3 separate regions of the Mus musculus genome follow, and regions 2 and 3 are each linked to region 1. Evidence: chromatin loops called from intact Hi-C (ENCODE). Cell type or tissue: heart. All regions are shown on one strand.

Evidence for each region. A loop is a pair of places that touch in the nucleus more often than their neighbours do. Peaks named below come from ENCODE experiments on the same cell type or tissue, not always from the same donor. Only the 100,000 strongest peaks of a DNase experiment are listed, where the experiment ranks them.
Region 2: it touches region 1 in a loop (2.9-fold over the local background); 6 of 42 quality-filtered maps call a loop at or near these places.
Region 3: a loop joins it to region 1, with 4 times the contacts of the local background. A loop is called at or near these places in 3 of 42 quality-filtered maps.

The regions. Positions count from the first base shown.
Region 1 is chr16:94,565,036-94,573,035 of GRCm38, forward strand. Dyrk1a (dual-specificity tyrosine-(Y)-phosphorylation regulated kinase 1a) reads left to right here and starts at 5,171. Exons shown (of 12, transcript NM_007890.2): 1 at 5,171-5,499. In heart, no CTCF peak of the experiment used is centred here; DNase peaks (open chromatin) are centred at 4,466 and 5,786; H3K4me3 peaks cover 4,757 bases; H3K27ac peaks cover 4,384 bases.
Region 2 is chr16:94,710,264-94,718,263 of GRCm38, forward strand. It overlaps Gm41504 (a long non-coding RNA gene), which reads right to left and starts at 3,644. Exons shown (of 3, transcript XR_876281.2): 1 at 3,586-3,644; 2 at 2,031-2,101; 3 at 766-1,547. In heart, no CTCF peak of the experiment used is centred here; a DNase peak (open chromatin) is centred at 3,648; H3K4me3 peaks cover 683 bases; H3K27ac peaks cover 906 bases.
Region 3 is chr16:94,307,826-94,315,825 of GRCm38, forward strand. It overlaps a transcript of Hlcs not described here. Among named protein-coding and RNA genes, the nearest start is that of Ripply3, 17 kb to the right of the region's middle. In heart, a CTCF peak has its summit at 4,944; DNase peaks (open chromatin) are centred at 1,396, 4,946 and 5,476; H3K4me3 peaks cover 2,123 bases; H3K27ac peaks cover 2,054 bases.

The DNA of each region.
Region 1 (8,000 bases):
TGTACCTGTGCACACAGGTGTGAAACAGTGTCCTGCAGACATCTGGGGACAGCTCTCAGGCACCTGATTTCACCGTCCTCTTTGTTGAGGTGTGTTCTCTTCTTGTTGAAACTTCAGATTTTCTATTTATTTATTTTTTTCTTAAAGTCTCGGGGAAAGGGGCTGGTGTGATGGCTCAGTGGGTAAGAGCACCTGACTGCTCTTCCAAAGGTCCGGAGTTCAAATCCCAGCAACCACATGGTGGCTCACAACCATCTGTAACAAGATCTGATGCCCTCTTCTGGAGTGTCTGAAGACAGCTACAGTGTACTTACATATAATAAATAAATAAATCTTTAAAAAAAAAAAGTCTCGGGGAAAGAAACTGTTAATGATAATTTATGAAATAGTCCTGGCAAACATACCTACAGGCTGAGAAGGAAATCAATCAGTATCGCTTTCAAGCCCAGGGAATTGTTTGAGCCATATCTGGGCATGAAGCAGTCTGAGGTGCTGGCCCAGCAATTTGTTCAGGACCATGGCTGAGAGAAGCAGGGAGGAAGTCGGGAGGACTTGCTTTGGGATACGCTGGGAGAAGAAGTAGGCAGCCGCAGTGAGACTGGCTGGCTTGCTGAGTGCAAGCTTTTGGTATCCATGAGGTGGCCTTAACAACACGTGCTTCATTTCTTTCTTTCTCCTTTTTAGCAGCAAAGAAGTCAACATGAAGAAACCTGTCTTCCTGCCTTCCGAAGTGTTCACCAGATACGCAGGGAATGCAGATATCCAGTAATCATATTTGGGGGGCACCCAATAGGTTTGACTGAAGTTGTCTGCAGGAGCATGGGTGAGAGACTATTTACTGGAAGAGTATGGGTAATTTACCAGTGGTTATACCACTGAAGAGAACTTCTCCCCCCCTCCCCCCCCCAGAAATCATTACCTGCCCATAGGTCCTCAGGAGGTTTATAAAAAGATTATCATTTTTACAAGCAGTAAAAAAGGACACTCAGTGCGTGCGTAGAGTGAGGACCCCACACATTTCCCTAGGAAAGCCTGGAAGAATATGTTAGTTGCCATGAAGACAGTACAAGGACTTCCCTGGGCAGTCTTGTAAGCTTTGCCGGCAGGAGGAAATGCAATTTTTCCCACTGCCTATCACACAATGCACCCGAAGGAATTGGAATTTCCCCAGGAGTTGCAGGCTGGGTGAAGGAACGGGTCTCAGTGTCTGTCAGAAGAGGAACCTGGCGGAGAGGAAGAGATTTCATACCGTCTGACAACTTGTTAGACCACCTTGCACAAGAGAGGAGCTTAGAGTTTGTTTATGTTGGCTGGGACAGCACGGGCAGTACCTGCTTAACTGAGCTTAGTTCTTGACCTCTATCCACCGGGCCTCCCGTTCCTCTCTTCCTGGTGTAGCTAAGTTGAATAAATCTCTGCATACTCACTACTGTCTGTCTGTTTTTTTTTTTTTTTGTTTGTTTGTTTTGTTTTGTTTTGTTTTGTTTTATCGAGACAGGGTTTCTCTGTGTAGCCCTGGCTATCCTGGACCTCACTTTGTAGACCAGGCTGGCTTCAAAATCAGAAATCCGCCTGCCTCTGCCTCCCAAGTGCTGGGATCAAAGGTGTGAGCCACCACACCTGGCTTACTGTCTGTCATCTTAATGTGTTAGGATTTAAGAGCCCAGGTTTTGATCCAGCAGCTCTGGCAACAACCTCCGAGTGCTGTTTACACCGTGACTCTTTCACATTGTTACATTGTTTAAATGGCTGTACAGTTTTTAGGGTTTTTTTGTTTGTTTGTTTGTTTTTCCCTCAGATGCAGAGAGCTATTAGCTTCACATCCTATTATCTATGTCAGTTTCTATAAGGCCTTCATCTTCCTTTGTTTTATATACACCGATGGACTGCGTCTGAACAGTATGCTGTCACGTACCACACGTTACTCCATCAGCCCCAGTCTGTGGGGACCGAGGGGGAGGGGCTTGGCTTGCAGGCCTGGCACTGTCCAGGGCTGAATTGTGAATTGTTCCCCTTCTTGCCTCACCTGAGGGGCAGAGGTGGTTTAATTCCCAGCCAGGTTCCACCTACTCAACCTAATGGGTTTAAAATAGTGCAGCACTGAGATGATCACTAAACGGGATGCAGGAGCCAGGAAAAACCTTGTTGGCACCTCAACTGGGTCTCTATCACAAAGGAGGTGCAGACTGGACAGCCGGGATACATCTGTCCTTGGCCAGGGTTCAGTAGTCTCCAATTTTCCTTGGTTTTCCGTCCCTTGCCACTGGTTTGTTGTGTCTCTATGTCCAGCTTGCTTTAAGGACATTGGTCATTTCGAATCTGGATCCAGCCCAAAGACCTCATTTTTTGACTTGATGACCTCTGTGAAGATTTACAACACTTTGGTGTGGTGGGAACACTGAGTTGCAAATACACTTGGATTTGAATCCTGTCCTCACTGCTCACAGGTAGTGTCACACCAGGGTGTCACTAGTCACCTGTCTTCTCTCTGTAGAATGGGCTGGGTCATTTTCTGCGGGGACTGGGTGCTCTAGAGCAGGCTGGACGGCAGTGACTGAGGCTAGGGGGATTGTCTTTGCTTTTCCATGTTCTCAGGTAGGATTCTCACGTAAAACCAAAGTTTTAATTTCTGTATCCAGGCACAACTAGTTGGTGCTTCTTCCAGAGGCCACTGCGTCCCTTGGTTGTCACAGGCCATAAATGTGCAGGCCACTTTATAGGTGACATCCATATCCAATACTTGATAGCATTCCCAGCCCAGACATGACAACTCATTGACTGGTGTCAGGTAAGGCTGCCATGGTACGGGTTTGGGAGAGGGGTCCGTCTCTTAGATACAGGGATCAACACTGCCTAAGCTCGAGTGTGCACAGCCTTCAGACTTTGCCTCACACGGAGTGGCTTCCAGCTTGAGCTCTTCCTTGACACCCTGTCATAGATGGCCAGTGTTACCCAGGTTTCCCCTTTACCAGCTTTCAAACATTTGATGGGGATTTTAGTTTTTAGCGTTGTGCTGGAAAAGAATATCTGGTCAATGGGGTGAGAAGCCTGGAGGTGAGGCAGGAGGAGGAACTGGAGAAAGCTTGTGTTTGGGAAGGACCTGGTACTAACTTCTGTGTAAGGGACACTCTTGGACACTTCAGTTTCTTCAGATTAATTACATTGTTTGTGGACTTTAATTAAATTATATCAACAGGGCAGCCAAACGTATGTTTGTCAGACGCTGGAAATGTTTTATATCCGAGGCAGTCTAAAGCAACTTACTTTCCTTCCTGTGCCCTAATTTACTTTAGTTTTTGCCCCCCCCCCCTTTTTTGTAAGTTGAATAGGTGCTTTAGTATATCAGTGGTGTGCTAACTATAGGAGGTTTGTTGGAAATCACCGAAGCCAAGTGTTTCCTAGGATCATACTGCACAGAGACCAGTATTGACTGGTGTTTTTACATTTGTTTATAAGACTGCATCTGTTGCAAAGAGCTTAAGCAAAACGTCAACACCACTATGGTAAAAACCATGTGTAGAAATAAATCCAGTTACTTTTGGTGTGCAACAGTGTATATACTTACACACGAAAATATCTTTATGTATATCCTTTTAAGCTACTAGCTAACGCCATTATTTTAGAATAGGTACAAAATACAATTTTAGCCAGTAGCTGTCTCCTAATTACAAAGTAGCCAGCACAGGGGACTTCAGTGTCAATGGCCCGAGAGGACACCCAGCAGTATTTAGCCAGGCGGAAGACAGTAGAATAAAAAACAAAACAAAAAAACCGAAAGGCAGAATTCCGGTGAAGATTCGACGGTTAAGGCCAAGTGGGCAAATTTAAGAATCGGGAAACCGAGGTGACTTAGGACAGGTAACAATAAAAAAAAAAACAAAAAACAACCCCCCCCCCCAACCCCCTCCGAAAGCCCTGGGGTTGGCGCTGGCTGGGCATTCCGATGGAGAAGCCGGGGAACCGGCGCCCGGGAGCGTGCCCAGCCTGGAAAGTTTCTGCGCGGCCCGCGCGCGGGCACGGTCCGAGTAAGGTGGCGGCCGCGCGCCTGCAGCCGCGGGCGTAATTCCGGAGGTGAGCCGGACGCCAGCGATCGTCCAGGCCTGCGCGGGCCCGGTCGGGATAGGGGCTCGCGACGGCGGCCTCCCAGGGCCGCGAGGTGGGCGGCTTGCCCTCCGCTTCCCTTCCTTCCCGGGCCGCGCGGGCGGGGCTGCGGGCTCGCGGCGCGGGAGCGCGCTGCGCCACGGGGGCGCGCGCTGGCCCGGCCGCAGTCGGCGTGGGAGCGAGCGCGGGGGCGGGGCGAGGCGGCCGCGAGGCGGCAGGCGCTCGCTCGCTCGCTCGCGCACCGGCAGGCCACCGCCTCGCCCCCGTCCCTTCCCTTCCCTTCCCTCCACTCCCCTCCCCCGAGCGAATCACGCGCCCTCCTCTGACACTCATAGCGGGCCCGAGCTCCGAATTTATCCTTCACGTGACCTGAGGGGGGTTGGGTGGTTGGCTGGGGGACGGAGGAGAGAGGGGAAGGAGGGAACGGAATCTGCCGTTACCCGAGCAACAGGCCCCGCCCGCCGGCTTGGGGCCGGGAGGGGCGGGCGGAGGACGTCAGCACGTCAGCCGGGGTTTTGCGTTTTGATTGACAGTTGCTATAGCGACCGGGTCGGTCCGTCGCCATTTTGTTGGTTGGTTTTTTTTTAAACCCTTTCGCTTCCCGCCCGAATAATAATAAAAAGCCCCATTGGAGTGAGGCGGGGGTGGCGGCGGCAACCGCGGCGGGGGGATCCGGGGAGACTGCTGCCGTCGCTGCTGCCGATCGCGGCCCAGGTCGGGCTGAGAAAGCGGACTCCCCGAGCGGGGGTGCGGGCGCCACCGCCGCCGCCGCTTGTGCTGCTGTTCCTGCTGCTGCTGTTGGTGCCGCTGCCGCTGCCGCCGCCGCCGCCGCCGGCGAGCGGGCGGGACCGGTGTGAGTGTGAGGGAGCGTGTGCGAGGGCGAGTGTGCGCGCGGTGAGTGTGCGCGAGTGTCTGTGCGGGATCGGGGGCGGGCGGTCCGGGCTCTCCTGGCGGAGCCGCCGCCGCCGCCGCCGCCGCTCGGGCCCCGGCGCTGCTCGCTGCGCAGCTTCGGAGCGCGCGCCATTTTGTGAGATTTACAAAAATCCTCGTCGGGAAGAAGCGGCCGGCAGCGGCCGCCACTCGGCGCCCGGCCTCGCCGCCGCCGCCGCCCTCCGCACCGGGCCGGGCCGGGCCCCGCCGCCGACACTCGGGGGCCCGGGGACTGCGGTATTTGCCGGGGAGGGGCTGTCGCCTGCCTCCCCGGCCGCGGGCGCCGCCGGCCCCGCCAGCCCGACGGACCCTGAGCCAGCGCGGCTGCGGCGCGGAGCCGGGACGCCGGGGGCGGAGAGAGGCGGCCGGGGCGGCGCTGGCTGCGGAGGCCGCGGCGGGAGCGCGGCGCGGGAGCTCGAGGCTGAGACTCACCGGAGGGAGCGGCGCGAGCGCCCCGCCATCGTCCCGGTGAGTGTCCGCCCCGCCCGGCGCGGCGCGGCCCAGCGCGCGGCTTCTCGGGGCCTGCGAGCCGGGCTCGCCAGGCCTCAAGCGGAGGGAGGGAGGGACCTGCCATCTTAGGAGCGAGCGGGCGGGCGGGCGGGCGGCCCGGGGCCCGGGGAAGAAGGCCTCGTCCCCGAGGAAAGTTGCGGCGGGTGGGACCCGCTGCCTCGGGCCGGGCCGGCGCCAGACCTCCACTGGCTGCCCGGGCGCAGGGGAGGAGGCTGTTCTCCTCCTCCTCCTCCTCTTCCTCCTCATCCTCTGCCCCCAGCTCCTCCCTCGTCCCTCCTCTCGGTCCCCACCGGCGTGCGGAGCGCCGGGGTTCTGGGCAAGGACAATGCACGGGATCAGAAAATGGGGCTGGCGGCCGGGAGGCGAGGACGCAAGGCCCGGCCGGGCCGGGCCGGCGAAGGTCGGCAGCCTGCTGCCTGCGAGGCCCAGTGGGCCCGCGCTCGGGCCTGGGGACCTGGTGTGCTCGGAAGTCGGGCCGCGAGCGCGGGCCACCCAGGGCACCGGAGGGGCCGGGGTGACCTGCATAGCAGCGGGAGGAGACTGGAATTAGAATGGAGACCTGTGTATCGCCTCAAAACTTCAACATCTATTTATAGGCTCAGACCCACTCAGGCTCCAGAGGCCCCAGAGCTGCTGAATATCAGCACTAAGCTAGAGGCCCCTCCCTACCCCGAAATAGTTAAAAATGGCAAAATTCGTGAGTCAGTGACTCCAATGACTTGTCTTGTCTTTGCCCAGCCCTAGATTATGTGACTCCTGTCGTCGAGGTGCAGCATCGTTTGCTTCTTGAGTTCTGCCAAATCCCAAGAAAATATTCCTTGTAACTGTTTGCACACTCATAGATTAGTGCAAGGCCTTTTATATATTACCTCGAATAACCTCCCAGTTGGAAATGCTGCCCATTTTACAGATGAGCAGACTGAGCCTAGAGGTGGGCAGTGACTAGTCCAAGGTCATACAGCCAGTACTCCAGGAGGCCTATGTCAGTTGTTAGCCTGGCTTTCTGTTCATTGGCTCCTAACTTATTATTAAGTACTGTATGATGACTCAGGGCTGTAACCTAGACTGTTTGGGTACAGGTTTTGGTAGAGTTAATTTAGGGTTTGCAGAAGTACAGTTTAGATGAGCCCCTGTAATGAAACTTGTCATGCCCCCCCCCCCCCAGGTAAACTAGTCTGTTTTTCAGTGGAAGAATTGAAACCACTGGTGCATTTTGTTCTTTGCGTTTAACTGTTACAGTGTAGAGTTCTTTTTGCGTATTGATAAGTCATAAAGTTTGGTGTGAAGTTATTTTTTATTTAAATACTTACATTTCTCTTTTGACACTGTACTTTGCACGTTAAGAATAACTATTAGGTATTTTGATTTGAGATGTTAATGTAGTGGAATTATCTTACTTTTTGTTTGTTAAATTTTTTTTAATTGTCTTAAAGAATTACATTTTTAAATAGACTGTAAGTGGGAGACAGGAGCTCAAATTTCACTTGTCAAGGTTTCAGAGGAATAGTGGTTAAGAAGATTTATTTGCATATGTGGATTTTCAGGGTGCTTGTCTTACAGCACCCTGCCCTTCGGAGCTTCTGCCCTAGCACGGCGGTGGTGTCTGTGGTACTGTCCAAAAAGTTAAAACTCTTGTCAGCGTCTATACCAGGTACTCTGTAAAAATGGCAACAGAAAGTTTGTATTTACCTCAGAGAGGCATAAGCTCAGAAATTGTTCTAGAAGGGCTGCTCCTGTGTCTGTAAGGCAAGGACACACATTTTGTATTCCTGGTGGATGATGAAGATTTTGTTGTCTTTTGAAGGAGCAGAGTTGAAGGGATGGTTGTTATCTGTAAGGATAGGAAACTGACTGACTGAGCCAGTGGAGCTTCTTGAAGACACTTTGGTGTGTGACCTGTTAAAATTGTAACCTCTATGCTCTGTGCTATGCCACTGCTATGTGCTAGGAGTTGAAAAATAAAATACCATTCACGAGAACATGGATAGTCAAAAAGACCCTTGGCTAGAGAAGTCTCACTTGAGAGTTCTACTCTGTCACTGAGTTTTCTTCGTGGCTGGACTCCTGTGCTTGTGACTCACAGATGGGAGTGACTGACAGTGTGACAAGTCTGTGCTGTGCAGTGCAGTGACTGAGGGTAAAGCTAAGATGGCTTGTTTCAGACATGGCATGAATTCTGTCATGGGTGTTATTATGTAACTGTCAAGGAAAGAAATACTGTATGTGTTTACTTTGGGTATTACTTTAAACCATTTTTAATAGAAATTTAAATAGCACAGAGATGTTACAGAGTTTATGGTTGGCAAATGTCTGTTCCAGAAAGAAATTTTGTATAGAATCTTGGATGACCAAGAATCATTTTGTACTGCAGGACATAGCTACATAGTATACATAGTTGGACTCCTAGAGGGAGGGCGGGAGGGAGGGAGGGCTTCATTTCTGAATCTCTTGCTACTTGG
Region 2 (8,000 bases), 150 kb after region 1:
ATTGTATAATGGCGGGAGCAGAGGTCATCACAGTTTGGTTCTCTGGGCTCTGCCTTCTGAGCCACCCTTCCCTTGCTGTGAATGATAATTGATGATTGCACTGGGACATGGGAGTGAGGGAAGAGCTGTCCACCCCCCCCCACCTGTAATCCCGCCTACCTGTGGGAAGCACATCACTGAGGGTTTATAGGGGAGTTCAGTCTCTCCAGCTCATCTGTCCCAGGCTGTGACGCTCACTGTGAAGTGGAGGATCCTGAACTACAGACCTTCCTGTTTCTCTCTTCCCAGTGCTGGGCTTATAGGCACAAGCTACCATCCCCTGTTGATGCAGTGCTGGGGACCAAACCCTGGCTTCATGCATGCTAGACGTGCCCTCTAAAACCTGAGCCATGATCCAGGCTCTCCACAGCATCTTTGATCTATAGGAATTTTACACTTTTATACAGTTAGATGTCAATTCTTTCCGTCATGGCTGTTGACTTCTATCCTGCTAAAACTGACCTTTGCCCCACTGCGGGTCCTGTGAATACTCACAGAATTTTCAGACTTCTATGAATTGTTTGCACTTAAACACTTTTTTATTTATGAGTGTGTGTGTGTGTGTGTGTGTGTGTACCATCTCTCCAGTCCCATTTTGAAATACTCTGGAAAAGACAGTATGTTTGTGTGTGTGTGTGTGTGTGTATATATATATATATATATATATATATACATATACACATATATATATATATAATCTGTATTATAATACATATATATACATATAGCTTTATATTGCTAAGGAAATTTGTATGTTGTTTCTAGAGCAAACTTATCAACTTAGTAATGTCAAAACCCACCAGTGCTAGGCTCGCTCACTTCAAATTTCTGGCTTTACCAGTGAGGTTGAACTTTTCAATAGATTTTTTAAAACTATAGCTCTCCACTTCTCTCTCTCATCCCTAATAAAACAACTTGTCCTCTGACCTCCACATGTGATATTTTTGCATATGTATATGTGCACTATAAACAAAAATAAATGAAATTAAGGTTGGTCTAAACAGAGTGGTCTGACGTTCATGTTGCTTGAAACAGTCATCAGTTTTCTTCTTTTCTCTATAAATTCATCTGAAGCGCCATCACTCTCCCAATCAAAATTCCAGGCAGTTTTTCTGTCCAGTTCGTCAAGGTGATGGTAAAGTTTTTATAGAAATGCAATTTTGAGAGATGTTTTAAGAATATCTAAAATTATTTTGGAAGCAGAACAGAGCTGGCACAGTGACACCACCTGAGTTTGAGATTTTCTGTGAACACAGACACACACAGAGAAACCGAGATGCTGTGTGTTGGTAGAGAATGGGCGACAGGTCATTGCATGGAATCAGGACTCAGAAAAACATCCTGCTGGCTCTGGGTTGGGAAGCGTTGCAAAGATGGTCAGGAAAGCAGGGAGACATGACCGTTCCAATGGGTGCCAGTGAAGCAACTGGGTGCCCACAGGACAGCGAACCTCAAGATTGTCTCCCACCTGGATATAGCCTGCTTGAACGGGGTCCTCTGCACAGAACCTTAACGTATAGAAGAACACAATGAGACAACTTACAGAAAAAGCTTTGAAGTAAGAAAGTAGCCCAGGGGCTGGTGAGATGGCTCAGTGAGTAAGAGCACCCGACTGCTCTTCCGAAGGTCCGAAGTTCAAATCCCAGCAACCACATGGTGGCTCACAACCACCCGTAATGAGATCTGATGCCCTCTTCTGGTGCGTCTGAAGACAGCTACAGTGTACTTACATATAATAAATAAATAAATCTTTAAAAAAAAAAAAAGAAAGAAAGAAAGTAGCCCAGGTAAAGGGGGAAAAAACCCACTTCAATGCACAGGTTTCAAACGGAGTGATGTCAGTGTCCAACAAACTGCGAAACAGGCCCCAGACCTTAGCACAACTGAGGCCACATTAGAACCCTCATAACCAAAGACCCCAGCTCCTGCCAAAACAGGAACAAAGACCCAGCCCATCATGGGCCACACACAGTTCTAGGACATGTACCAACCTTGCTTTCTCGGCTTCTGTGGCTCCACTCACAGCTACTTGTTCCTGCTGATTGAAGTGTGTCAATCCAGGCTGTGGGTTTTGCGTATAAAAAGCTAAGAACAGGAAGGCCTGGGGCTACGTGACTCGGTGCAGCCATGAGCTGTTGAGACTAAAGACCATTTGGCTTTAAGTCTGTCTGTGTGTTCTCTGGCAGGGATACCTCACAGCAACTCAGTTTTAGGATTTGCCAGCACACAGATTTAAACCACAATGTGATCTTGCTTGAAGTTTAAATTTTGTTTATTATTCATTTATTTTTCTAGGCTGGTTTTGAATTTGTTTGTAGCTGAGGGTGACCTTGAACTCTTGATTTTCCAGCCTTCCGCAATGCTGGGCTTCTGGCATGCACCATCACACCCAGTTTTGTGCCATGCAGGGGAATTAACCAAGGGCTCTCGTGTGCTAGGCAAGCACAGTTATCTAGTAATCTACACGACAGCTCCTCTGCCTCCTTAAAAAAGGACCTGAGACAGGGTCTTAGGGTCCCAGGGTGTCTTTGAACTCCAGGTCTTTCTGCATTCACCTCCCAAGTGTGCCACCACCTCCCTCCCTCTACTGTATTGATTTAATTTGTATATTAGCTGTCTCTGTGTGTGTGTGTGTGCGCACGCGTTGTGACTATATCCTTGGAGAATGGCTAGGCTTAGAAACATAACAGCAGATGATGTTAAGGATATGTAGGGCATGCCTTTAATCTTAGCACTTTAAGGCAGAGATCTGAGTTCAAGGCCAGCCTGGTCTACTAGTGAGCCAAGGCTACTCCGTTAAGACCCTGTCTCAAAAAGCAAATAGCAGGGATTGTGGAGGCCACTATTCTTACAGTCATAGGGATGCACAAATATAAACTTGGTAAAAAGTGACACACATACTCTCAAGACAAGTTAAGCAGTCATCTGAGCATTGTAATTTCATATCATCACCATCATCACCATCACCATTATCATCATCATCATCATCATCGGTATTAGGGACTGAACCTAGAGTCTCACAGGCACTAGTCCTGTGCCCTACCACTGAGCCACACCCCCAGTCATCACATAACTTACATTTATCACTTACTATAGAATTATCAACATACAGCTACCACTGTGAAATTACAAAACAAAAAAACCTCATGTCACACTTTTTTTTTCCCCTTAAGGTTAGGATGGATCTAACTTTATCCCCTTTTGGTTCAGGATAGCTACGTGGGTCATCTCTGTTGATCCCATCTGTCTGAGGACTTGCCTTAGAGACACTTTCCTTTGGGCAAACCTAGAGGTGTTGCAGTGTGAGGAACACCCACACAACCATCCCTACAAGGTGCCTATACCAGAGCATCCATGCAAGGAATGTCAGCACAGCCCACAGTACTGTCCTTTGGCACGATCAGGAGTCTATGCGGTTTCAGGCTGAAGCCATAGCATAGCGTAAGCGAGCTGTGCAAGTATGACAACCTTCCCCTGGAAACCGGCAACACCCGGGGCTTGATACCTGCCCAGTACCCTGAGCCTCTGCACACACACCCTACATACCTGATCTGAGTTTCCTGCAGCAGCCCAGGGAGCCGCGCCCTGCGAGGAACGCAGCGGCGGCCACAGCGCCCCCTGGTGGGCATGCTGCGGACCGGCCGGCGCAGGACGCAGCCTCTGCAGCGGTCCGGTGTCCTCTGCGCGTGCGCCCTGCTTGATTTTGCTCTTCAGAGAAAAAGCAGGCATAGGTTTGGTTCATAGCAAGTTTCAGGCACGTTGGATCTTGAGACATTCTGATGCTGTTGCACCCTGGTCCAGTGACTGGTCACATAGGTGGGAAGGGCGGGGCCTTCTCCCAGCAAAGCCAGGGTAATGCCAGCGAGGAGATTTTTGGGGTGACACTGGCTTATGGTCCAGGTTGGTCCATTTCTGTTACCCAAAACTTTTAACATCACCTCGTAGTTCATATACTTCATTTTACTAGCCTCCCAAGCCATCTGTTTTTTTTTTTAAACTTAATTGTATTATTTTATGTGTATAGGTGTTTTGTTTGTGTGTATGTCTGCACCATGTGCCTTGATGTCAGCAGTCAGAACTGGGCATTGGATTCCTTGGAACTAGAGTTACAAACATTTGTGAGACTAGGAATTGTCCTCCGAAAGAGCCGCCACTCTGTGCTTTTAACCACAGAGCCACCTCTCCAGTCTCCCAAACCATCTAGTTTATTAATGAAGAAGCAAGAGCGGCGCAGAGTCTTGTCTAAGACCACGCGGCATAAAGAGCAAGCACCGTAGGGCCTGCCTGCGCTGCTCTCCTGGGTCCGTCTACTCGCTGAGCCTTCCTGACACACAGCGGACACTGACCCGAGATGGCTATCCCCTGCTGGAGCTTCACAGCTACTCCAGTCTGACAGTCTTCCAGAAGGATTCTCCACGGGGCAATGAGGCAGGAAATTTATGGCTTGGCCTGATTAATGGGCCAAGCAGTTAGGAGTTTGTTGCCAGGCTATTCGCATAATTTAACGTTTCCAGGCGGGAGAAGGCCTCTAACTCACATCTTTCAAGGGCTCTGGGAGCAAGAGGGGCAGGGGACCACTGACACATCTCTGCTCCTCCTAGCCCTGGTGTCCTCCTGTGTCGCCTCCCACCGCATCCACAGAACAAGCTTTCTGTATGAGTCTACATGGGAAAATGTAAGAAACCAACCCTAAAGACATGGCTTTTCAGCCGGTGCTTCTTTGGTCGTTCACCAGTGGGCTTGGTATGTACTGGGCGGATTCTCACTCTGCTCCCAGCCCAGGGAACGTGAATCTCCCTAGGAAAGCAGCCGAGTTCAGGGGGCAGCAGACAAAACACCATGTAAGGCAGGAGTGACAGAGGAGACAGTGTAAGTCTGTCCTTTCCCAAGGCGCTGTGCTGTTAGAACCCATCCCCTCACCTCCTCCCCGAGTCCCCTCCCCCAGCCCTCTGTTGGTGAAGAGTCGGGACAGATTGTCTTGGGGACTTGAAAGTCTGTAATTTTTGTTTCATTTGTGACCATCATATTTTAGTGTTTTCTAGCATCTGGAACTAATTATCTGTTTTACACATTTTATCTCAAATTCTAGCTATTTATGAGTATTTGAGCCTCCTTCATCTACGCATAACTTGGGTAACAAGTGTCCCTGGCAGGGTCCCTCCCTTATTTGGCTCCTCTTCCCTCTTTTTTATACATGGCTTCTAGCCTGGGCTGGTCTTGAGCCACAGCCCTGGCTCCTCTTATTCTTTACATTTTAAAATAATTTGTAAATGACTTATGAAAACTTAAGATGACTTACTTACCAACCCTTTCTTAAAGATGAACCTACCCAAGGACCGGCTAGATCGTGCAATGGGTAAGGTAAGGTGCTTGTTACAAACCTGAAGACCTGAGTTCCCGGGATACACACGGAAGAACAAAATGGACTCCTTCTGCTTGTCCTCTGACTTCCACACATGCACTGTGACACACACACACACACACACACACACACACACACACACACACACACACCCCACAAATAGATGTGAAGAAATGAACCCTCTTCACATAATAAATAGGACTGGCAGTTTCAGATTAGCCCTCCTTTATTAAAACACTCCTAACACAAGCATTTTATATAGAATTAAAAGTTAAAAGTAGACTCTAAGAATGTCCATTGCTTTTTTGATAAAATTCCCAGGCGTAACACACTCTCCCCCAGAAGAGTGTAATAGTGTTGGTCTGGTCTTTCCCAGCCAGAGCTTCCCTGCTTTCTTCCTTTCATGCTCTGAGAAGCTGATCCAGGTACCCTGAAGTCACTGGGAGGAAGAGGGGGGAAAAGGCAGTGGGTCAGAGGCCGAGTGAGGGCTGGAAGCAAGAGCCTTCGTGTTGCCACAGGAGGGTCTTGTGTTGGGACTAGAGGCTGTGTTGATGCCCACTTCCTCTTAGCACCTGCTAAAAAGCCGACCATTTCTTCCTGCCAAGAATTTTGGGACTGACATAGAAAGGACAGAACTGAAAAATTATAAGGGGTTTTCTTGTTTCTGTGTTTCTCTCTACTCACTTTTTAAGTGTTTCAAATTTTGATGTAAATTTGTATTATGTGTCTGTGTGTAGGTATATGCATGTGAGTGCAGTGTTCCTGGGGGCCATGAGAGGGCGCTGGAGATCCTGGAGCTGGAGTTACAGGCAGTTGTGTGTAAGCATATATTTTTTCCAACCTACTTTAACAAGTGTTCAACCTCCCCTCTAGCCTACCACCCACCAGAGGAAGTGGAAAGGAAAAGTTATTAGGACACGGGGGAAGTGGACCTGCTGAGAAATAGTTCCTTGTGGGAGAATCCAGTCTTCGTTGTCAGGATATCAGTAGCTGCAGTCCAGGCCTCTGGGCAGGCACCACACACGAACCAGCAAGGGCAGCTCAATCCAGAAGAAACCATAAGGCTTGCCAACCGGCCAGAGGCCACAGAAGTGGCAAGACGCTGCGGGAACCTCATGCAAAGTTCTTTGGTGAGTTTCTCACTATGGCATCACCATGAGTGAAGCTCAGCAATGCAGTGTAAAGCGAACTGATACATACCTGTCAGCAAATTGATACATACGTGTATACATACATGTTGGCAAACCAATACATACCTGTCATTAGCCAAGAAGAATATCCAGGTGGACCAAAGCTAACCAAGGCTCCAAGCTCCCACTGCCTGTGGGGACATATTTACACCATCAAGTGTCCTTTCACCTGGGTCTGCTTCAGGAAAACCTTCCACGTGTCCACTTTAGCAAAGCATCCCATCATCTGTGTGCCCCAGCAAAACCTCATTTGACATAACTGGCTTTCCAAAAAAACCAGAAGGTTCCACCTCGGTTGTGAGCCCTCTGATGTGGGTGCTGGGAACTGAGTCGGGTCTTATGCAAGAGCAGTCTTATCTCCTCTCGTCACTCTCTACTTCGCCGCCGTTTAGGACAAAGCCTCTTCCTGAACCGAGAGCCTAGCAATTTGGCTAGACTCCCTGGCCAGTGAGCGTCAGTGATCCCGTTGTCTACCTCCTGTTCCCTAGTCCTGGGGTTATGGGGACCTGCCACCATGGGGGGCTTTCCATGTAAACTGAAGTCAGGCGGTTGAGGGTTCAATGCCCCTAACTTTGACTTCTTCTTCCTGCTCAGGTTTGAGGACTTCCCCTAACTTCTGAGCCATTAGCTTCTCTCTGACTAGGGTAGGCTCTGATTAGTGTCCTCTCATGGTGTACTCTGCCCTCCTGTGACAAGTATGTGCCCACGATCCCTCTAAGCATTGCCGTTCCTGCTGTGGCCCTGAAGTTGGTCTAACCCCTGTCTAAGGACATACGGTTGAGTCTGTGGCCATGATATCAGGGACTCCTGGGGTTCCTAAGCTGCTTTTAAGGTACCTGTGGTGTCAGAAGGCTTTATTCATAACAGCCCTAAGGCTGTTCAACTTTCTTCCCTCCTGAACATTTTTCAAGGACTCCATGACTTGTGACAGAGGCACAGACCGGCCACGGGAGCAAGACTCTAGAATGACACATAATGCCAAGTGTGAAGCTCTTATTCTAGAAAATGTGGGTTTTTTTTTCCCCCATAAGAGTGTCATGTATATGGGCACTGATTTTCTTTTTAAATTTAAACAGTTTTCTCAGTTTCAATATGGCAAAGATTGAGTGCCATCTCTCATGTAAACAAAAGCTTCCTGGCATCTTAGAAGAAGGCTTTGAGCCTGAGTTTCTCTGCTTTCCCTCTGCATACCTTAGGTAGAAAGAAAAAAGGAAGATTGTGAACGTTCCCCGGGCCACATTTGGCCTGTGCTCAGTGTGAGGGGCTCAGTGGGACTGCTTGAACTTCATGGTATTGCAATCTCATGGGCATGGAGCCTTGATGGTCACCTACTCCGACTCCTTTGGGCCCTTTCAAGACACCTTGCATAATAGATCCTGAGACACACTGGTGACACACAAGGTATACTA
Region 3 (8,000 bases), 260 kb before region 1:
CTTTGTACAAAGCACGCACCAGCTTACAGAGAGCATGGCATAAGCTAGCCATTTGCCCTACAAGTGGTAACAAAGGAAGAATAATTTTTTAAGGAGTAACCGTCTAAGCTGGACATTTTTAAGCGTTCAACAGAGGAAACACTCTGCAAACGTTAGTGCATGCAGAACATTACAGAATGTTTTCTTCCCAGAATGATTTGCGATTCGGCTGCAGAAATCATGACCCTTCATCCATAAGCATCAGGGTGTATTTCCTAAGACCGTGTCTCTTACCCAATCATGCTGCAGTAACTGAATTCAGATTTAAATTTCCCCACAGCTAATGACTGCCAGCTGTACGATTCTCCCAGGACTATCAGGTTGCATCTGCTGTGGTTTGAATGTGTCCCCCCAGAGCCCTGTTGCTGAATCTCCCTGGGTTTGCAGAGGGAGCTGGGACTTAGCTGGGGTGGTGATGGGTCAAAAAGGCTCTGCTTTTGTGAATGGTTTTAGGCAATCTCCAGGGAGTTGGTCAGCTGGCTGGTCAGCAGCTTTTCTAGACAGTGACCCTTCTTCACTATACGATGACATTTCAGGGTGTACAGTTTTGGCACGTGACAACAGTTCAACCCACACTGGTCATGCTGACTCCCAATTTCATGGTGTAGGTGTGTCCAACAAATTCCTTTTTAATCTTCATAAAACATTGTGGAGTGACACTCTGAAACTGTAGTGTTTACTCCTTGGTCATTCACCCAATGGTTGTTTGTGTGTCTCAACCACAACTGTCTCACTGGGTTGTTCCTCCAGCATCTCGTTACGTAGGTTTGTTCTACTACAGCTCAGAAATGCCCCCGTTCTATCCTCTACCCTGCTCACCTGGCTGATTTTACATTTCATTTGCCTTTTGCTTTTACTCTTGAGTGGCGGACTTTTTTTTCTTTTCCCGTGTGTGTGTGTGTGTGTGTGTGTGTGTGTGTGTGTGTGTGTGTACACATCAATGCACGTGGATGTGCTTGCACCTGTGTACGCATGCACGCAGGGTGGCTAATCCTCAATCATTCTTCCACCTTATTCACTGAGGCAGGGTCTCTCAATCAAATCCAGAGCTCAGTGATATGGCTGGAATGGGCCGGCCACGTCACCACGTCACGAAGCCTTTATGTGGGTTCTGGGGCTCTGAACTCCAGTGTCACCCTGCACAGCAAATGCTTGACCACTAAACCATCCCTGGCTCCAAGTCTTTCCTCCTCGGTGTCATTATCCAGTACTGCCACCATTCACTCTCATGCTCAGGTGGTGCCAGGCTTGACAAATGAAACTCCACGCCCTCTGGTGTGCGTGCCCCCATCAGCTCTCTGGACACCTCTGTGCTTTCTGGCAGGAGCCATTCCTGGCTCATCTCTCACTCTCCCTGAAGGAGGCATTTCTCCAAGGACCGCTGGCTCCTTTTCAGGCACAATGATATTTAGAAACAAAGATATGGGTCCAGGGAATTCCCTTTCCTATGGGTGGCCCTGTTCCCAGTCTCCTAGAAATAGTTGCTTAAAAATAAATCCAAATGAAAACATGTCATTCCAACCCATGGGGCCCCCTTTTCTCCTACTGAGGACTGTGGACCTCAGCACTATCGTTCAATTTAATCAATTTAATGACTTACTTAAACCTGCAATGCGTGCATACGCACGCACGCACACGAACACACACACACACTACTTAGAAAACTGCTACATGGGACCATGACCAACGACTAAGCTCAAGACCCCTCTTAGCTTTGGTGTCCACATTACATAGCGAAGACTGAGAAGAGAAGTTCCTAGAGAGTTCTTTGGACTGACTGATCAGGACTTCAGGATTGTGTAGTTAGAAGGGTGCAGCTCAAAACTCCAGATTGCTCGGGCTTGTTCAGACCTTAACAACCTTTTACCATATACCTCCGCTGTTCATCCTTCTATCCTCTTGACTGAAGGTAGAACCTTCAGAATGTATTAATTTAGCAGGCTGGTAGGTTGCAGCAACCCCAAAGCTAAAATTAGCATAAGCTCACATCAGAAACCTGGAGTAGAGAGCTGGGCGGTCTGTGGAGCCTGCATACCTGAGGTCTCTGGTTTGTTTTTTTAAATGGTGTCTCACATCTCCCAGGTTGGCCTCTGCCCTAGTTAGGTTTCTATTGCTGTGTTAAAACATCACAACTGTAGAGATTCAAATAAGAGTGCCCTCCATAGGCTCATATATTTGAATATTTTGTCCCTAATTGGTGAATTGTTTGGGGCGGGACCAGGAGTCATTGCCTTGAATCACTGGAAAGGGGCTTTGAGATTTTAAAGGACTGGAGAGCTGGGCCATGGCCAGTGCCCTCCTTCAATCCCAGCACTTGAGAGGCAGTGGTAGGGGGATCTCTGAATTAGAGACCAGCCTGGTTTACATAGTGAGTTGCAGGACAGCCAAGGCTGAACAAAGAAACCCTGTCTCAAATATATATATATATATATAAACAAACAACGAGAAAGACCGAAGGGATTCCCAGTGTACACATGCTGGGTGCTCTCTCAGTTCCTCACAGTTGAAGACCAAAATGGGAACTATTTCTTCACTCTGCCATCGCAGACTCGAACCCTCAGAGACCGGGACCCATACTGATCGTCTCCTTGTAGAAGTTTCCTTGGTCATGTTGTTATCCAGCGACACAAACTGACTAAGGCAACCAAAAGCGACTTGGGGAGGACAGGGTTTATTTCAGCTTACAACCCTCAGGCCACACTCCACCACTGAGAGAAATCAGGGCAGGAACTCAAGGCAGGAATCTGGAGACAGGAAGTGAAGCAGCAGCTGTAGAGAAGGCTGCTCACTGGCTTGCTCTCCACAGGCTGCACAGCCTGCTTTTCAGTGCTACCCAGGACCACCTGTGCGGGAGGGGGGGGCACCACCCACGGTGAGATGTACCTCCCACATCAATCGATCGAGACGGTACCCTCACAGACTTGCCTACAGGCTCATCTTATGGAGGCAACTGTCTCATATCCCCTCTTCCAAGATATATCTAGGTTTGTGCCAAATGGGAAAAAACCTACAAGCACAGCCATCCCCTAAGTAGCCAAGGCTGGCCCTGAGCCCCAATCCTCTCATTTCTACTTCCTAGTGCTAGGACTGTAGGCGTATTCATTTTTCTGTGATTAAATCTGCTCTGGTGTCTAACTTTATAGTCCTAACCATAACACACCATTTAGCAAAAAAAAAAAACAAAATAGTTAATACTTACACAGACAGTCACCAACCAGCCTTTGCAGCAGTAGCTAACTACAACATGTTGCAGACACAAAGAGGTGTTCTAAAACCCCTGGCCAGCCTGTTCAAATGGCCAACAGGTATCGGGATTGTTGAATACTATGTTTGCCCAAACAAGTGGCAATTTAAAAGATATGGAGCTGAAGAGATGATGGCTCAGTGGTTAAGAGAACTGGCTGTTCTATCCAAAAGACCAGGGTTCAATTCTCTACACCCATACTGGAACTGACAAGTCTATAACTCAATTCCAAAGGATCAGACATGGAGATGTCTGCTCACCACAGGCACCACACAAGGGGTACACAGGCATATATTCAAGGAAACACAAGCACCTGTATATACACACACACACACAATAGGGATGAATAATGTTTTTTAAACTTCAGGACTGGGGTAAGGACACTAGCTGCCCAAGGGCAAACACCCAAGTTCAAATCCCTAGCACCCACCTAAAAACCTGGGCATAGCCACATGTGCACCTGAAACCCCAGCACTGTGTGGGTCAGGGAGAGAAAAGAAAGGGGTGTGGCTGGAACTTGCTGTCATCCAGATCAGTAGGGACTCTGTCCCAAGGGAGAGTGATAGACCAGGAGTGATAGATATCCTCCTCCGGGTTACTCAGCAAACAGGCACAGTGCTCTCTCTGTCTCTCTTTGTCTCATACACACACACACACACACACACACACACAGAGAGAGAGAGAGAGAGAGAGAGAGAGAGAGACAGAGACAGAGACAGAGACAGAGAAAAGGGGGGGGGGGCTTCAGAATTACAAAGTCTTTCCTAAGGCATGCCTGGGAGACAAAGACCTAAATGATAGAGTTAAAACCTTTTTTGTATTGGAGAGAGAAAGATCCCAAACCAAGGAGAGACAGGACCCTAACAGATGCCTCTCCCTTGTGCTGAAAGCTTTAGATTATTATTTCCCATCTCAGTTCGTTGTGAACCCTGTCTTCATAAACTACAGAAAGGCTGGGTAATCCTCAGCTGTATTGGATGGTCAACCGAGCAGCAAACTCAAAACCCTCTGGCAGTATTCTACCCACTCTGACGCTTTCATAACAGTTTGCAAATATTTTTGCAAATATCGCAAAAACAGTTTGTATTACAAAATGTCTGAGATATTTGGGATTCACTTTGGTTTATTTTCTTTAATAAAAAATGACAATTTAGAGACACCACAAGTGAAGATAATGGTACCACTTTCACTGACATTGTTTCCTTATAAACATTGCTTATCCAATCCCCCTGCTTTCCATAAATCTTCTTCGTATTTGAAGAGATCTTTCACTTTTCATTTCTTCAGTATAATTATTTTCTTATTTTTGGGGGGAGAGGTATTGGGGACTGAACCTAGTCCTGACTCAGGATAGACAAATCTTGGCTAAAGATAAACCCCAGGTTTTAGAATGGCAAAACTCATTTAAATCTTCCCTTCATTCTTTCATTAAAAACAATACGAAGTTTTTACTAGTTGTCCCTTCTCACAGAAAAATAATAGTTATATAGTATTCGTGTATGCCTAGCTTTCTTCCATTTGCCGGTGAAATCTAGAAACCCCTCTCTCCGATGACATCTCTTCTGCACAACCGAATGGTGCTGCATTGCGGATTCATCCAACCAATTACTGTTGTGCTGGCTCTGACGCTGTCTGCAGAGCTGTGCCCCTGCAGGCCACTACACTGAGCAACCAGGTTTCACATGCCCCCCCACTGCGGTGTTCCTAAAGGGTGAGTGGGTACAGGAAAAATACATACGAAGTGCATGGACAACATCAAAGTTCCCTCTACCGGAGTGATCCCACTTTTCACCTACTCCGAAGTGTGAGCCTGTTTCCCCTCAGACTAGCGGAGTCCCACGGCGGGGTGAAGGCACGGGCTGCGCTCTGGCTCTTGGAGAGATACCGAGTATCCTTCCACCCAGCAGAAACCAGGCATTACGTCATGTGGTGCGCGTCCGCCATTCCCGTCCCCTCTTTAAATTGACTTTTTCGTTACCCTCAATCTTCAAGATCCATCTACGTATTATGGACACTAATCTTTCATCTGTGACATATACTAGAAATGGTTTTGATCATTTATCAGTTGTCTCTTACATTATTTAGGGTTTTTGGATTTTCTTTTTTTTTTCTTTTTTTAACCTACGCAGTTGCTTTTTCCTTTCAGGAGGGCGGGAGGCACTTCCCAGCGAGTTCCGGTCGCGCGACTGCACGCATGCGCAGTGGTGGTGGACCAAGGGCCCCCGGATGAGGACCCACCGGAAGCCCCGCCTCCGGCGCCGAAGCCCCACTCGCAGCGCTGTGGGCTGTGGCCCCGACTCACGCTGCAGTGCTGGGACGATACCCCGGCCCCAGCCCGCCATCCTGCTGGTCGACGGCTCCAGCCCGCTGGCGAGTCCCCGACACCCGCCGCCGCGGCGCCTCGCTTACCTCGCAGCCCTGAGCGCGGCTGCCCGCTCCGCAGGGTGATCGCACTGAGATCCCGCTGCGCCCCCTGGCGGCCGCGGCGAGCAGCGCGCGGGGATGCGCACTGCGCAAAGCTGCCCTTGCGTCGGGGACGCGCAGCCAGTCTGCCATCTGCCCCTGCAATCTGGATCCCCAGCTCCCTGTCCCCTGCAAAGCCAGGCTTGCCATTCGCGCAGCACCGCGTGCCAGACACATTTGCCTCTAGGTACCCACCCCGCCCGCGGCGTCTTTTCCCAGTACCAGAAGACAGATGCTCAGATTTCCCACCCAGTGTCTAGCAATTCAGTTCCAGAGCCAACCCCCTCGTTATCAGGTCCCAGCTATGACAGCTGGGAAAGCCAGAGCTAGGCAGGGGGTTCTTACATAACCCAGAATCACTTGCCCAAGTGTACAACCACAGTAGGCTGAGCCCAGCATAAATCAAGAAAATACCATATGTATATGGTATATATAGAGGGGGAACACGATCTTTTTTCTTTCTCTGCCTAGCTCTGATGTCCCCACTTAAGATGGCAGCCCCAAGTGGGTGTATAAGCTACCCTCATTTCTGCCCATCCAGTCGGAATTGTGAGATGGCCACACGAGAACCCACCCCACCTCAGGCTTAAGTAGCTCCCTACAACAGCGCTTCACTGTTTCCACCCCTTTCACCTGAGAAATTTTCTCACAACCCCAGTGTTTAGCTATATAACGTAGTTACATAAATCAAACGTCTCCTAACAAATTACAAGATAATTCTTAGGTTACTTGAAGGCAAATCTGCACACTAGTGTGCTTGGTTTTACATAAAGAGCACATACAGACTGAATAATATTTGATACTGTAGAGTATTGTGCTAGTATTTGAGGAGAAAAGGATTATTTCTGCTTCCACTTGTAGCCCGACATGAAGTCAAGGCAACATTGGAGGCAGGAACTGGTGATGAGCCCTGGAAGCAGGGAGGGAGCCGGATTGGAAGCTTGCTGGGCTAGGTTTCTTATATAACCCAGAATCGATTGCCCAAGTGTACAACCACGGTGGGCTGGGCTCGACATAAGTCAAGAAAATAAAACATATATGTATTTTTTTTTTCTGATCCTTGGTCTTTCTCTGCCTAGCTCTGGCTGGCCTGGAGCTCCCTCCCTATGCAGACTGACTTGACTTGAGCTCACAGAGCTCCTGCCTCTGCCTCCCGAGTGAGGTTTTTAAGGTGTGCAGCACTGCAGCCTGCTCTATAAGCCAGCCTTGTGGAGGCACTGTCTCTTGAGGTTTCCCATTTCCAGATGAACCTACTTGTGTCAAGCTGACAACAAAACTAACCACCACAGGTGTCTTCTGTGTGTGTCAGAATTGATCAATATTTGACTTTTACAATCAGTGCCGAGAACGCCGCCTCGCATAAATATCTGTATCAGACTGCAGAAGTATATTTAAGGCCATTTCAGAAAATGCTAGAAATTCCTTGCTAATCTCAAGCCAAAATTTACTAAAGATTTCTTATATGAAGCTCAACCCAGGCAGCAGCTTTGAAAATCAAACATTCCATGCCGGGTATGGTGGCGCACGCCTTTAATCCCAGCACTTGGAAGGCAGAGGCAGGTGGATTTCTGAGTTCGAGGCCAGCCTGGTCTACAAAGTGAGTTCCAGGACAACCAGGGCTACACAGAGAAACCCTGTCTTGAAAACGAAAATAAGAAAAAAATAAAAGAAAATCAAACATTCCAACATGATACACCCCAAAGCTATATGTACTAGCTTGATACATGCTGACAAATGACATTAGGAGAATATAGAAAGCCTTTGCTTCTGTAATTAAATCATTAAGTTTCTGTAAGAGCAGAAAACTTCCTGTGTAAGTTGGCACAGGGCCATCATGGGTGCCAAGCCCAGATGTGTTAGACAGGCTATAGTGAGGTCAGGATACCACATGGACAAGTGCTGCCAGACACACTGACACATTATGCATTTGACTGGGGTTAGCTTATGGTTGTTATGTCCAAAACCTTCTACTGTTGACAGGTTCTTAGAGACCAACACATTCAGCCACATGACCACATATGGGGTGCAATACCATTTAAGAAACTGGGACCTAGAAAGACTCACCCAACACTGGTAACAGCAACTTGCTGTTACCAGATTATCTCAGAGGATACAACCCAGAATAAAGAGAAGCATGCATAGCTAATGTGGGGAAGAGAAGGGCAGGAGGGTTTCATACCTCTCTGAGATGGTCACCTCCCTGAACCTGTGTAAGCCACCTACTACTGCCTGGCCTGGAATTTACATACCCTCC